2 separate regions of the Mus musculus genome follow, and region 2 is linked to region 1. Evidence: chromatin loops called from intact Hi-C (ENCODE). Cell type or tissue: left cerebral cortex. All regions are shown on one strand. Region 1 overlaps Babam2 (BRISC and BRCA1 A complex member 2). Region 2 overlaps Babam2 (BRISC and BRCA1 A complex member 2).

Region 1 (8,000 bases):
TCCCAGCCCACTCAGGCGGGGCAGCACACACCTGCTGCTGCTTCTGTTCTTCACCCTGACCATGTACACAGTCACTGGGCACAGGCAGAGGATGGGTGAGCAAATCTGCCTCCCATCCCAGAAGCATCACAAGTGTCTCAAAGGAACTGCTTCAGGTCACACTGGATTACACAGTAAGTCTCAGACCAGCCCAAACCACATGATGAGACTCTGCCCTGCAAACCCAAACCAAAGCCAAAGCAAAACAAATACCACCAAAAACAAGGCAGGGGAGGCTCCAGAGGTGTCTTGGCAACTAAAAATACTTCCAGGTTTGGTTCCCAGAAGCCACATGGGACTGCGCACAACCATCTGTAATTCCAGTCCTAGAGGCACTTTCACCCTCTTCTCTTCTGCCCCCATGGGCAGCTGAATGAACATGGTCCACAAACATACTCCAGGGAACCAGACACATATATACCAAACAAACAAACAACCTAATTAACAAGGCACAATGATATATGAAAAGCTAGAAATTATTGTAGATGGAAGACCATGTGTCTTGGGCCATACATAATAGCCTTCTGTCCCACTGGGGGTGGGGGGAGAGACAGACAGAGAGAGAGAGACAAAGAGAGAGACAGAGAGACAGAGACAGACAGACAGTCAGACAGGCACACACAGAGATAGAAAGAGACAGAGACATAGAGGAGGGGGCAGGCATAACTCCTATTTCAGACTAGCCAGTCAGGCTGTACCTAGTTAGCAAGAAGCAAGAAAAACAATGATAGATCCAGATGCCTACACATGATAAATTAGAAACAAAATCTGAGGTTAAGAAAGACCATGTTTAAATACACACACACACACACACACACACACACACACACACACACGCACACACATACACATACACACAGCAAGAAAGATCCTAGAGATAAAGAACTCAGGCTTTTAGAATGAATACCAAGCAACCTTAATACTTAAGTACTTTTCCCTTTATACTGACAATTTCCAAATTTATAACTCTAGATCAGAGTTATACTATAGTCTGATATAGATAATATACTTCGAGCAAACTGTTCTCAGCAAAGCCTAATTTAGTAATAGCAACTCTTGCCTTTTAGTTCCTGAATGAAAAGCCTCAGCTACCCATCCTTGTCTCTCCTCTTACAGCCCAAGGAGCCATTCCCAACTTTCCAGCATCGCCCACCTGGCTCACTGCTAGTCTGGAACTGCCTCACTGTTTGCTTCCCAGGCACTCACTGAGGTCTCTGACAGAGGCTCTTTACCTCTGCTTGTTCTCTGTTCTGTCCTGCTTCTTCCTAAGGCCTGTACCTCTGACAGATACTCTGTTTGCTATGCTAATTTGTCACTGACTTTCCTGACTGTCATTTATTAGAAGGCAAACTCTTTCAGAATGGGGAACTTTGCTGAGTTTGTTTAGGTGTGTAACACCCAAAACAATAATGGCAAGCTGCATTCGGTTTCCAATAAATATCTGTAGTACAAATGGAATATCCTTAATCTGAAAAACTGAAATCCAAAATGCTGCAAAACTGGAAGCTTTATAAGTGCCAATTGATTTCCCAGTGGAAAATTCCATGCCCAATCTTACAGAATGGGTTACAGTTAAAACACAGGCATAGGACTGGGGAGATAGGTCAGGGGTTACAAGAGCTTGCTGGGCAAGTATGAAAACCCTAGTTCAAATCTCCAGCTCTCGTATAAAGACTAGGTATGGCCATACATGCCTGTGGCCCAAGTGCTGCAGGGGAAAGAGACAGGAGAACCATGGAAGCTTGCTGGCCACCAGTCTAGATCCAGGTAGAGTCAGAGACCCTGTTTCAAGAGATTAAGGCAGACTTTCTCTCCTGGTCTCTTATCATGCATAAATCATACATACACATAAGTGTATATGTAAGCACACACGCACATACACACACAAACACATCACACAGACACAAACCCATAGGTACATTAAAACTATTATATGAGATTAATTTCAGGCTCTGTGTATATGGTACATATGAAATATAAATAAATTTCCTGTTAGACTTGCATCCTATCTCAAATATAGACCTTTATGCATATGGAAATATTCTAAAATTTGAAAAACAAACCTGAAACACTCTAGTCCCAAACATTTCAGATAGAGGACACTCTACCTGTGTCAAATGACAATGTTGAACTTCCCAAATAAACATTCAAAGTCTATAAATGTCTGTATTCTTTTCCTCAAATAGTTACTATGGAAAGGAAGATTTTTAAGGGTGTTGGGGTTAGTAAACATTTTTGGTACAGTCAGTTAATAAATATTGCTCTTGCTGCTTTAGAAGATGTGTAAATGAATGTGCATGGCCATGCACCAACGCAACTTTATGACTACAGAAAATTGAATTCCATACAGTTTTTACAAGTTATGAAACATCATTCTTTAAATGCTTTTCTAACCAGAAAAATGCAAAGATTATTCAGAGCTGGTGGGCCACACGTTACCAGCCACTGGCTGGATCTGCCCAGTGCCTATAGCTTGTCTCTTGACTCAGAATGACTTGAGGGTTTTACAGAGGCTGGAAAAAAAAAAAAAAAAACCAAAACAGAAACATCCAGGAGGAAACACAGGCAAAAGCCTAAGATGAGGATGTTAGCAGAAACAAAAGCAGGCCCCTTTGTCAGGTGTCTTTGGTACCCCACTGGGGTAGTTAGTGTCATTCCTCTATCGACTTCTTTAGGCATTGGGTGAGGGGCACATCAGGCACTTCATGAACCGTGGGAGTTCTTACGATCGCATTAGATTGTAACTGTGCAAGAGCGAGCTATTTATATGATTCCGAACGAAGCTTGAGGCATATTCTGGTGTTTTTTACATCTATGTTAGGTGAAAAAGCTGCCTACAGAAGCCTGCCTCCCACCCAAAATACTAGCTGTTAGCTGCTGACTGATCCTCGGCAATATTAAGATGAATCATATATGCTCTTTTCTCAGTGCAAAAAGAGATAATTTTGAAACTCAAAAAATTTCACTTTGGGTAGTCACAAACCACACAGTAGAAAAGCTGTCCAGCCGTAAAGTTGTAAATAAATAGAACCCACTCCTGCGTGGACATCTTTTGCTTCTTTTAAACTGTGACGCTTTTTTAGGCCTCACCTCCTGCATGGTGTTGAAATGATAAAATGTTGCAAGCATGTTCCGTGCCTAGGCCGGAAGGCAGCCTTGGCTTCCCTTCTCTCTTCCCTGGCGCTCCACACCCTTGATCTACAGAACCCACACCCTTTCTCAGGCAGCTGCCTTTTCACCTACCCCAACCAGCCTGTGGCTTTCCTGGCTTGCCCTTGCTTGGTCTATAAGGTGCCAGCTGCTGGCAGAGCCTAGTCGTTTCCTATGACAGAAAAACTCTGTGTTTCTTTCTCCTTATTGTGTGGAGAAGCAGGTATTTTTGGCCTCAATTTCTAAGATCTGTTTTATTTCTCTTGTTACTAAGCAGGTCACTGCCACCCTCATTTTTTGCTGTGTCATCATTTTCCCACATTACCCTGTTTGGCACCGAGGGATGAACCACATCAAATGGAGGAATTGCAACCACACATTGCCTTGAGAAGGAAGCAAGGGAGACCTTAGGGTGTGTGTGTGTGTGTGTGTGTAATGACCATTTTGGGGGCTTGTTCTCCCATAATCAAATCCTGCCTATCTTAACAATGTGGTGGTGTGTCAAAGCATTGGAATTCTGCTTTACTCAGCAACCCAGAACTTTATAGGAAAATGAAGCAACAAAATGTTGGTCTTCCTGTTAACTTGTACTTAGCATGGGACTGTTTGTTTCCCTATGACATTCCAGTCAAATCTCCTAAGTTTCTGGAGCTCTGGGCTATCCACAGAGGCCCATGCAGTGTCCTGACATCCTTAGGCATGGTTCTTTTTTTACTTACTTATTGATGCCAGTGCCTAAACTCATTGGTTCATGTTTTTATTTAACAAACTATCACTTGTACTAAGTAGACAGTCTACCACTAAGCTAGATTCCCACTTTCTTCTAACCTGTCCCGAGAGAAACATCATGCATTAGAAGTGAAAGTCTTAAATCCAATAAACCAAAGAAGCAATTTGCTTGCAAACATTTTAGACACTGCTGGGGACCCAGATCAGTGGGAAGATACTTACCTAGCGAGTATGAACAAGTTTCTGGGTTCTTTAGGCTCTGTTAGGAAACCAAGCTAACCCAAAATGGCTCCATCTATGTTGCTAGCAGCAGTGCAGGTCTGGCTCTGGGACCCTTACAACATGTGAGAATCTGTAGTTAACACAGATGGGCCTGTATCAACTGACGTTTTGCCAGCTAACTAAAAACATGTGCCCAACAAGTAAAGCATCCGGGCACTAACGTAAGATGCCACAATCCCAACTGGGACGTTGAGAAGTCACATTTGATATCTTTAGGATACTGTGCTAGGGCTGATGTTTAATGACAGCTGGCTCGTGCTCATCAGCATGGAAAACAGCACTTAGAGGCGGAGCACGTGCAGTGATTTGATCTTTGTGACTAACATGGGCAATTAAGCAGTTCATAAAATGAATGTCGGTATTTTTGCTGTTGTTTTGGTTTGGCGTGCATGCAGTTTTGGCTAATGTTGGAATTAGCCTTTCTTGAACATCATCTGTAGAATGTGTATAAGCTGTCTGTAGTACCAGGCAGTGAGCCTCTACTTCCTTCTGTCCCAGATTAGCACACCCAGGTAATACAAACGCCTTCCAGAGATTCTCTTGGAGCCGAAGGAGACAAATCTGTAGCTAGTTCTGCTGCAGATCCAGAGGACCAACTATCCAACGGGTGCCCAGCATGAGAAACACTGTCAAGCACACAGAAGGAGAAGGTACCCATCTAGTCTTCTCAGTTAACAAGCAATTGGTGTTCTCCAGCGCGGATGTTCAGCAGTCCTGATCCACCTTTATGAGCCAAATTATCCATATAATTTTATTTGCCTATTGACCTCCCTGCTCCCATTTCAAGCCCCTTATGATCCCTCTCCACAACTCCTGGCAGCTGCCCAGTGGGTCAGACCACGCTCATGTCAAGGAGCTGAACAATGCTGAAGGGAAGGAGGACGGAGCCAGAGTGCCAGGGCTGCAGGTAGTGTTTTCTCAGAAGCCCTCTCTACATTCTGCCACTGTCCAGACAGGATGGCAGCAGACCCACTTCTCCACCTCTCCATTGACAACCATCCTCCTCCTGAGGCCCGGTGGCAAGCAGAAGGAGGCGCTTATATTTGGTAGCAGGTTGCAGAGAGAAAGTTGAGGACAAAACATGATGAAAGGGAACAGGTGGGATCTGGAGTGATGACGCACTGAGGATGCTAACTGTAGTCAGCACTTAGCCTTAGAAGATGTATGGGTTCCTGTCACTGCCGCTTTAATCTCAGAAGATAGCTCACTTCCTAGCAGATAGTGAGGCTCAGTTCCATTAGCAGCCGTCTACACAAAACTGAGGAGTTGCTTTGGAAAAGCAGAACTTATTTATTATCTTTAATTAAAAAACCCTATCATTTTAAACACTTCTTATTCAGGTCTCTGAAATAGGTAACTAACACCAGCCGTGACAATAATGATGGCCTCACCGTTCCCAGGCAAGGCTACTGGGCATGTGTGAGGCAGAGCACAGGGACCTAGTGTCTGGGCGAACTGGGCTTGTAGACCTGAAATTCAGAAGAAAGCGCTTATTTCCTCCTTCCCTCCCTCCCTCCCTCCCTCCCTCCCTCCCTCCCTCCCTCCCTCCCTCCCTCCCTTCTTTCCTTCCTTTTTTTCTTTCTTGTCAACAGCTTTGGACAAAACAGAGGAAGAAAAGCTTAGTCAGGAAAAGAATGGATTCTGGTAATGAAGGCCAAGGCCAGCTTCACTGGCCAAATATTATTGAGGTTGGTATAGTGACTTTTTTCAAAATGGTTGTTTTGATTGTTTGAAATTTTGATTATCATTGTTTTCTTAAGTATTTAAAGCCAAAACACTTAAAATTTACTAATGGAACAATTTCAGAGTATAACAGGAAATGTACTTTATTACAGCTAAGACATGATTCTTCGGTCCCGTTTCTGTTATGAGGTGAATGCGTAAATAGTACATTCATGGTAGCAGTGGGCATTAAGTGATGTCACCCACACTCCCATGGAAGGACACACAAAATGGAGCTCTTCAGTTCAACACTCTTTTAACTCCAGGTAGTCCTGGTATTCTCCACACACTCCCAGAGATCTCAGTGCAGACACAGTCACAAAGGGGAGCACAGGGGACATCCACAATGTCTGGGGCACCTGACAGCTAAAAGCATTATTGTATTCACAGTCTGCCACATAGCTTGCAGCCAACCAGGGAAGACCCCAGGCTCATATCAGAACTTCCATTTCTCAGCATTTTTAGTGGATATAGATGTGTGTTAGCACAGGTTGTTACTAATTCCAGGAGTCATATTCTAGATGTTTCCTCATAGTATGCTCTCAAACTACTAAGTTGTAGGTGTGTTCATTGCCTGAGCAGATTCAACCTATAACAAATCTATTTGGCAGGGTCTATCCAAGTGATGCCAGCCTCCCTGGAAGGCAGGGGATTGAAGGTAAACAATGACAGACCCATGAGAGGAAACATGTAAACAATACTTGAGATCTGAGAATGGAGGAGCTAAATCTATCACAACCTTCCACTGGAGGACTGTAGAGCCACCTGAGAGAGTAAATGAGAGTGACCTATAGACTTGGCTTTAGAACAATGGCCAGGATAATGTTATTAAGCAAACATAACAAACTATAAGATCATATGTAACATAGCATTCATTTTTGTGACTAAATTATTGGAACAAAAAATTAATTAGAAATACACCAATCTGATTTAAAAGATTAATTGCAAAAACACTAAGTCTATGTGCTTCTCTTTTCTCAACAAATTGTGTTTGCCTTCTGACCTTTCATAGGGTCTGAGATTTGAGGGGCTCCATTTTCTCGAGGAAGTGAGGTACTACCGGGTTAAAAGAGCAGGGAGCAGGTTACAGCTGTGGGTCAGCAGGACCCCCATGACTGGAAAGATGCCAACGCCCAAAGTGGAGAAACTGTCCAGCAGTGCCTGTGTCTGCAGGGATGGCGGGGACAGGAGCTCTGTATTAATGGAGGAACTCCAAAATGGACAGGGATCTTTCACTTTAATTTTCACTTAGCCATCCAGGGATTCATCTTATGGAGTGACCTCCACAGCAAGGGAACTGTGGCAGGACACAATTTTATCTTAGCCTTGTTCACTGGCAGCATTGGAAATACATTAAAATATATACTACCTTTGTGGAGGTGCGGGGTGTGTTCAAGAGTTGAGCTGTGTTTCTCTCCGTGGACTTGTCGTCTTTTGGTCTGAAATCTACATCTAGAAGAACAGCAGCAACAGCTACTGCCTGTGAACATTTTCATGAATCAAGAGCTTATTGTCTTGATTTTATCCTTATAAAAGCTCTATGAGGTTGGCACATTAAGTAAGTGACTCAAAGGAACTGCAGTAACTATGAGCATCACTTTGAACCAGATCAACTGATTCCAGTTCCTGAGTGCACACATCTCACCCCCCCCACTCCCCACAGAGCAGCTGGGCTAAGAATCACTCTTCCCTGTAACGGGGGGGGGGGGGGGGAGTCAACTGGGTCTCAACTCTTTCTGAATTTGAGCATCCTCTTCTAGTTTAAAACAGTGGACAGGACAGGATGGTAAGATGATACTGATACTTGAATTCACAGAGCAAGACTATACACTACTTAGGAAAGCCTAAGAAGAGTAGAAAAATGTTTTCAGCAAAGGATGTAGAAAGCGACTCACTGGTCATGTAGGCATGCAGCAAAAGCAGGCACAGGCACTGAGAAAGGCTGAGGGCTAAGAGTAGTACTAACTGCAGTACTAGTTTGACTTTGCATCAGGGATACTTTAGCAGCAGATCTCCGATGTTTACTTGGCATCACAAGTTTTCTTGACTGTTCAAGCATTGTAGCTGAGGCTCTGTTA
Region 2 (8,000 bases), 110 kb after region 1:
TGAAATTAGAAGCATCAGTTATGTACGTGTCTGTTAATACAGACAAAGACAGAATACAAAAGAACTTAGCACAAAATATACACAAATCAAAAGGTGAAGTAACTTTGTAGTGAAAACACGATAGACAGCACACTCATCAGCTTTCTACTGCTGTGAGAAAACAACAGGAGGGAGGCGGCATGAAGGAAGTTTAGTCTGGACCATGGACCAGCATTTCTAGACTGGGATTGCTTGAGCCAAGGCAACATAATCAGCATTTTCAGGAACATGTGATGAAAAAGATCTGTTTATCCCATGATGGTGGGGGAGAGGCAGAAAGAGAGGAGGGGAGAGAGAGTAGCAGAAGGAAGATGAGGAAGAGGAACTGGGGTCCCAATAATCCTGCCTCCTACATTCTGAGAGTACTGTGGGTTGGGGACCAAGCCTTTGCATGTGGGCCATTGAGGGATGCTTAAGATCCAAATTATGGTAGACAGAATCTCAAACAAGCGATGAGCACAACCTCAGCCAAGTGGCTATAGAAAGGATATGTCACCTGAGAGGAGGCGAAAGGGAAGTACAGCTCATTTCTGTGATGTCCTGTCATGAAATCCAGTCATGATAGAATATCAGACAGACCCAAAGCTTCACACACACACACACACACACACACACACACACACACACACACACACAGTTAAATGTTGTGAATGCCAAAGGAAAACTAAAGTTCTATTACAGGCTGAAGAAACACATAGCTGAAGATATCACACAATGTCAACATGAATTATTCTGCTATCAAGAACTCACTAGGTGACTTGGTGAAATTTGAATGGATCTTAAAACTGGATGGTAGTAATGAACCAATGTTAACTTCCTGAACTGCATATACAATTACTGGGAGGCTCTCACTTGTAAGAAGTATGTATCAAAGCATAAGGAGCTTGTGTCCATCATGACAAACACTTATTTTCAAATGGCCAAAGAACAGACATGCTGTAATATCTATATTTTGTAGTAAATTAGATATAGCTTTAACTTTAAAAAATTAAAAAAATATATAAATGCACCAGGAAAACAGAAAAGATCATACATTTTGAAAACAGAAACTCAGGGACAGGCATTGTGGCACATGCCTAAACTTCCAGCATTCAGATGGCTGAGGCAGGAAGACAGTGAATGGGCCAGCTGTGACATCTAACAGGACTTTATCTTTAAAAAACCAAACCAAGCAAACAAAAACACAGAAATACATTAACAAATGTACAGAATGTTTATATTCAATTGCATACCAAGACTTGTGTACATATATGGGCTTAATAATTCTCTCAAATATTGCTGTTTTTCTCTAATCGGAATCTTATCAAGTTTTATCACAGCAATCTACCAGGGTAGACAGCTTTTCTCCGATCACAGAGTTAAGGTTTCATATCTAAAATAGCCAAATCTGTACTAGCAATGCTTCTCTTGGGAGTTGCCTCATACGGCTCATTTCTATCTGGGTGCTATGCATCATGATGAGACATAATCCCCAACAAGCCATCAAGATAGATACAATTATCACCTGCTTTGTGCAGGCCTAGACATTTCTCAAAGATACTACACAAAATGCCTGGAGCCTCCAACTCTGTATTAGCAGGGAGGGCACCTGGAGACAATTCTACCCTCAGGACTCTGGCCCATGCTTTCCCATCACAATCTAGGGCTTTACTGGGTACGAGACATCACATTGCTCACTGAGACAGAGACAAATATGAGTGAAACGAGTTCTCAGAGAACAAACTGTTTCAGTCTTTTCTTTCTAGTGTGTGGTCTTCTCTCTCAGCATGACTCTCTAGACATTGGGTAACCTAGGTCAGCGCTTCTCTATTGTTTATTCTCTCACTGGAGAAAAACCCCTTGTACTGGCTAGTTTTGTGTCAACTCGACACAAGCTGGAGTTATCACAGAGAAAGGAGCTTCAGTTGAGGAAATGCCTCCATGAGATCCAACTGTAAGGCATTTTCTCAATTAGTGATCAAGGGGGAAAGGCCCCTTGTGGGTGGGACCATCTCTGGGCTGGTAGTCTTGATTTTAAAGAGAGCAGGCTGAGCAAGCCAGTAAAGAACATCCCTCCATGGCCTCTGCATCAGCTCCTGCTTTCTGACCTGCTTGAGTTCCAATCCTGACTTCCTTGGTGATGAACAGCAGTATGGAAGTGTAAGCCCAATAAACCCTGACCTCCCCAACTTGCTTCTTGGTCATGATGCTTTGTCCAGGAATAGAAACCCTGACTAAGACACCCCTGAAGCCTGAAGCTCTACAAATGTGTCTTAGAATGCAAAGGTGAAAAAGGCTTTCTTAATGTACTGGGCTCGATGAGTTTATGAAGTCTGTGACCTATGACCTGTCTGATCAGCTAAATATGCAAAGAACAACCCACACAAGAGGAGCATGGTGCTAAATATAGCTACTTAAAAATGATCTGGTATTAGCTAAGACGAAGATCGCCGGGCAGTGGTGGGGATCCCAGACCTTGGGAGGCAGAGGCAGGTGGATTTCTGAGTTCAAGGCCAGCCTGGTCTACAAAGTGAGTTCCAGGGCAGCCACTGCTACACAGAGGAACCCTGTCTTGAAAAGCCAAAAAAAAAAAAAAAAAAAAAAAAAAAACCAAAAAAAGAAAAGATCATGCTAGGAAATATTAGGAGCTCCAGAATGGTGGTGACCTTCTGACCCTCAGGTTTCACTTGGGCAAATCTCCTAGGAAGCTCTCAGAAATCACAGCCAGGTCCTGCTATGGGCCTGGAGAAGCAACGAGGCTTTGAATGTGTCTATCTGTGAAGACGCTAACACTCTTCCCATCTACGTGATGATGTGAAACCCAGATGCCAGACAAGAGCAGAGGGAGAGGAATGGAACGGCACCTCACTGAATCAGCAATTCCTCAATCACACTCATAATACAGAACAGGACACATTTAGCATTCCTTCCATAATTCTTATTTGTCCATTAAAAACACTGGCTGTAAAATCTTCCTGAACTTTTGAGAAGTATACATATAGTGGGTAAACTTTCACAAAAAAGCCATAATCTAAAATGAGAGACATGATATAAGAACTACAGAATTACTTTCAAGGTTCTATTGGGGGAAAGAATATCCCCAAAACAAATTAAAAACTGCAGTTTGTACATAGTACATGGAAATAAGAACAACTTGATTATTCAAATTAATACTAGTTATTCATATTAACTTAATTCAGGAATAATATTAGTGCAGGAAGTTACAGGAAAACACAGTGGGGTATGCTTCTTGCTGTTAGTACTAGGTCAGAGAGGCCAGTGGCTTTGGTTTACCTCCAATGGTCTCTCACAAAAAACACCACCAACTGACTATGTCTATTCCTGGAACCGCTCTGACCTCCCTTGTGTTTCATCCTCTCACACAGAGTTATGCGCCAGGAACAGTGGTAATATGTGAACCAAGTTCAAAGATCCCAAAGTGGAAGACGCTGCTTTCCTGCATCCTACCTACTGTAACTGAAAACTGGGAAATTACTGGAATTGAGGACTTACTATGAGTCAGATGGCTGATAGCCTTTCCAACCAAAACATCTGCTGCACGAAGGCACAACTGCTACAATCCATTTCCTCTTGAACCTGGAGGGGGACCAACTTACTTAGCCCTGCTCTTAAAGACACAGGAACTTTGAGTGAGAAATAGGATAAAGGGGATCTTAACATAACCTTCCAACTTTTATTACTTTCTGAAATGCTATTCAAAATTCATGAAAATATGAGAGCTAGTGGACATATAAAAACAACCAAGTCGGTTCAGAGGCATATTCAGTGGCTTATCACATCATAAGCATGTGCTCCGGGACAGCAGGGTCACTGCTTCCTCGGTGTGTGAGAAGGGGTAGCCATCAGCGGGAAAGTGTGCACAACCAGAAAAGCTGCAATATCTGCCAGTCTTCTGATAACTACTTACTGGATGTTTCCAAGTGTCAGGAACTGTTCTAGGGACAAGAAGAAAACAAGCCAGGCAAGGGTCTGCCTCTGAGAGTTTGCCTTTTCAACTGAGAATCAAAAAGCATGAGCAAGAAACCATAAGCAAGAAACAAGTCACTGTCTTATTTCTGATGACTTATTTGCAACAACGGGCACCAAGATTCCCCCCAGCAATTACAAAGTAATGTGATAGTTTGTTGTTGTTTTTTTTTTTTTTCAAGACTGTACCTTTACTTAGAAGTTTAATCTGGTGCAGTTTTAAAAGAGGAAGGGAGTGGGAGATAGAGACGAAGGGGTAAGAGAATGGTGGTGGTAGGTGGCGGTTCCATGGGTCCTTCCCCTGAGGGAAAGGAAATCTGGAACTGCTCAGACAGGTTTGGGGTCCATTGCCTTAGGACACTTAACCCTGAACACTTAAAATCTTAGCCATCAGTGACAAGTATTGAGTTTCACATAAATGTTTCTATATATTTCATTTATACCCACAGAGCAGTATATTAATTCATTATAAACAGTATTAATGTGCACTCACAGTAGATTTCCTTATGAGGGAGAAACAAGACTAAATGCAAATCACCATCTCCCCTACAATCATGCAGCGGCCTGTACGGGCTTTAGTTTACTATGCAGGTCCTGCTGATCGGCAGGTTCCACAGTCAGCCCAGGCAATAGGACAGACACTGGCAAGGCATGCTGATTCTATGCCAGCCCTTATTGTGTCCATAAACTCACCCATATTACTGCCAGAACAGGTGCAGAGAAATGTGCAGAAAGCATTAGAATCATTAATTGTCTCAGTAACCAAAAAATAAAAAAAAAGTGCTTGACTCAATCTGTCAACATATACCTGCCAGTTCTTGTCAACACACTTGAAGGATGGCAAACCTGACCTGAAAAATAGATGATCTCTGTCTTAGATCCAGAGACCATAACCCTCCTGTTTCATCAGCTTAACTCATGTGTGAATGTATCCATGCAAGGCAATGTGCTACAGTCAAAGGATATGAGACACTGGAGTCACACTAGGAAGAATCACAGCTCTACTGCATCCCTGCTATGTCAACCTTGCTGGGCAGTTATTTAAAGCCTGGTACCCATATATGGCTACCAACATTGTCATTGTTACCCAGCTCCTGCTAAACTATCTCACCCACATGTTCCTTTATGTTAGTGGTTCTTAACCTTCTTAATGCTGTGACCCTTTAATACAGTTCCACAATGACCCCTAACCACAAAATTATTTTTGTAGCTGTAATTTTGCCACTGTTATGAATATAAATATCTGTATTTTCCAGTAGTCTTAGGTTATCTCTAAGAAAGACTCATTCAACTCCCAAAGGGCTTCTGACCCACAGGTAGGGATCCATTCCCTTATGTGGACATTAAACAAATGGTGCCTGGCTGTTACCAACTATGTATGTCAGCTCTGTTGGGAAAACCTGGCCTGTCTGCACAGAACCTGTCTTTTGTCTAGTCCCTCTTACTCAGGACAAGCAAGGAACAACACAATCTCCCCTAGACTGATGTCCATGGCATTCCTCATGAGACAGAGCCATGAACCAATACCAAACTAAAGTTACAAAAGGCAGGGGGTGGAGAGTTGGCTCAGTTAGGACCAACTAAGGGCTTTTCCAGAGTACGTGGGTTCATTCTCAGCACATACACAGTGGCTCACAATGGACTGTAATTCCAGTTCCAGAGTGTGATCTCTTTTGGCCTCTGAGGATAGTAGGAATACATGTAGTACATATACATATGTGTATGCAAAACACTCATACATGTAAAATAAAAATAAACAGTTTAAAAATTTAGATTAAAAAAGGTAAAATAAGAGCAACCAATTGAAATATATAAACCAATAAAAATATTAAATTATTACTATAAGTTAGAACATAGGATTTTTAAAATAACTAAGTCATTATAAACCTCAGTTATGTACCAGTAAGTATGATAATAAATAGAAAAGAGATAAAAGTTATGAAAGGTATTGGGACATCACAAACTTAAGTGAATAACTTATTATAATACAAGAATTATTAGTTAACCCTTTTCAAAGCTATCAGTGGGCAATGAACTAGTTAAACAGTGTCTTCAGGTTTTCCAAAATAGGTAAAAATGTTTTTTTTCAATCAACATCATAAGGTAAATATAGTTTTATTTTCCATATATAGGTAAGATATTCCCAACTTCTATAACTAATAACAAATACTGCAGTAAGTCCAATGAAAAACTATGCTAATTTCTCACTGTTAACAAGCAAAGTTTATCTTAGATTGCATGAATAGATACAAGTAAAACAATACAATTAATAACATAAGAAAAAAGGTTAGGAATGACTTCTTAATTTCAATGAATGTGCACAGAAGGCTAAAGCATCGTTTAGTACTTGGAGAATGCACACATGTTATAACCTGGCCGTCAGGCTCTCTCCAGGAGACTTTCAGGCTACATGAACATGAAATCATGGTTCACGGGTGGGTGACATTGTGCAGCCAGAATACTACCAACTCAGTAATTTACTCTGAAAAATAAATGGAGTACTAAAATACTTAGCATTCATATGGGAAATGCATTTTCTACCATAACAATCCAGCCCATTATTTTGCAATGGTAAAGAATAATCACAGACATGAAATACCCTGAACCCTTGGTATCAGTGCATTGTCTTTTTATGTGAGCAGAGAAGACCCTTGTGTGGATTCTGACTCAGGGGAGGAGACAGAGACCTGCATTGTAATAAACCCACACACTAGTCTCACTCTAGGAATAACCCAGTCAGTGAGAACAAGGGGAGGGGCAAGAGGGTCTGAAGTCTGTCACTGAGTCCCGCTCCATTGGGTTCCACATCACAATATTCAAAGTTCACTGGTGAAGCCATCCTGTATTTGGATGTGTTAACTACTTACTGTCATGTTCTGGTTCTATTACATTCTTTTCCCTAATGCTCTCCTAGCTAAGAGTTTACGTAGTAGTTCTTCAGATACATGAACTCATTCAAACAGGTCTGACGCTGCTCACATGGGATCCACTGCATCTCCCAAAGAGAATATCACATGTCTATACCTTAATTCACTTCTGTACTGTCTGCACCTTCCACAGAGCAATGACTCCTTTCTTTCTTAGTTCTTTGGAAAGCAAAGGTAGTTGCATAGATGAATGAGCAATTAATCACTAAAAAGGAGAGAGAATTCAAAAGTATAAACATAGAAAGATACTACACTTGATCTTAGCCAAAGGCCAAGAGCTAATTAAACAGGAAAAAAAGAAAAAGCATGTTTTATACAGCATGGTTCTACATCAGGAAGTTATAGTCATATGATTGCAGAAGTCAAGAAAATCAACTTCAAGTAAGTAGTGTTAGCAAACGATTTCAGCAAATTACAGGATAAAAGCCCATTTGAAACTATTATAAGCCTGCATACTAAGGGCTACAAATGGAAAATGTAATAGACAAGAGACCATTTATAATACTGACAAAAATTCAATAAGTGGGTATTAATTTAAATCAGAAAATTAGAAGCTTACTCAAAGATGACATAAAGTCTGACAGCAGAATTAAAGAAAGATGGATAAATGGAGAAATATAATTTGTTCCATGCTGGGGAAGCTAAATATAGTAAAAGATGACAACATCCCCTAAATCATTATGTAGATTTAATAAAACACTGATTTTACAGAAGTTGATATTGGTATTAAAACACATGTTGGGAAAGGGTGAAGACTACTAAAGAGAAACACTGAAATTATAGTAGTGGTTTCAAACTATCAAATTTTAAAAATGTTTATAGGAAAAATTATTCCTACAAAAAGAAATGGTATTAGATGAAACAGGAAAAAAGTAGAATTCAGAAATAAATAGAAAAGGTTGGATATGACAAACCAGAAACAATCCCATTGGAAACAAAGGCTGACCTAGGGATCAAAAGGAGAGGGAAAGGAGGCCACGGACTAAGTTATCTATCTCTTCAAAGATTTAAATACCATAGATACTTAAATAGTTCTAGGCGAGGAACCTGGAAAAATATGCATCCTTA

What was found. Peaks named below come from ENCODE experiments on the same cell type or tissue, not always from the same donor. Only the 100,000 strongest peaks of a DNase experiment are listed, where the experiment ranks them.
Region 2: it touches region 1 in a loop (2.0-fold over the local background); 2 of 42 quality-filtered maps call a loop at or near these places.

What each region holds. Positions count from the first base shown.
Region 1 is chr5:31,979,706-31,987,705 of GRCm38, reverse strand. The region is part of intron 7 of Babam2 (BRISC and BRCA1 A complex member 2); the gene reads right to left. It overlaps Gm52770 (a long non-coding RNA gene), which reads left to right. Exons shown (of 3, transcript XR_003955739.1): 2 at 4,699-4,850; 3 at 5,793-5,856. Among named protein-coding and RNA genes, the nearest start is that of Gm52770, 15 kb to the left of the region's middle. In left cerebral cortex, no CTCF peak of the experiment used is centred here; DNase peaks (open chromatin) are centred at 2,904 and 3,113; H3K27ac peaks cover 1,075 bases.
Region 2 is chr5:31,872,293-31,880,292 of GRCm38, reverse strand. All of the region lies in intron 6 of Babam2 (BRISC and BRCA1 A complex member 2), which reads right to left. Among named protein-coding and RNA genes, the nearest start is that of Gm52770, 120 kb to the left of the region's middle. In left cerebral cortex, no CTCF peak of the experiment used is centred here; a DNase peak (open chromatin) is centred at 3,516.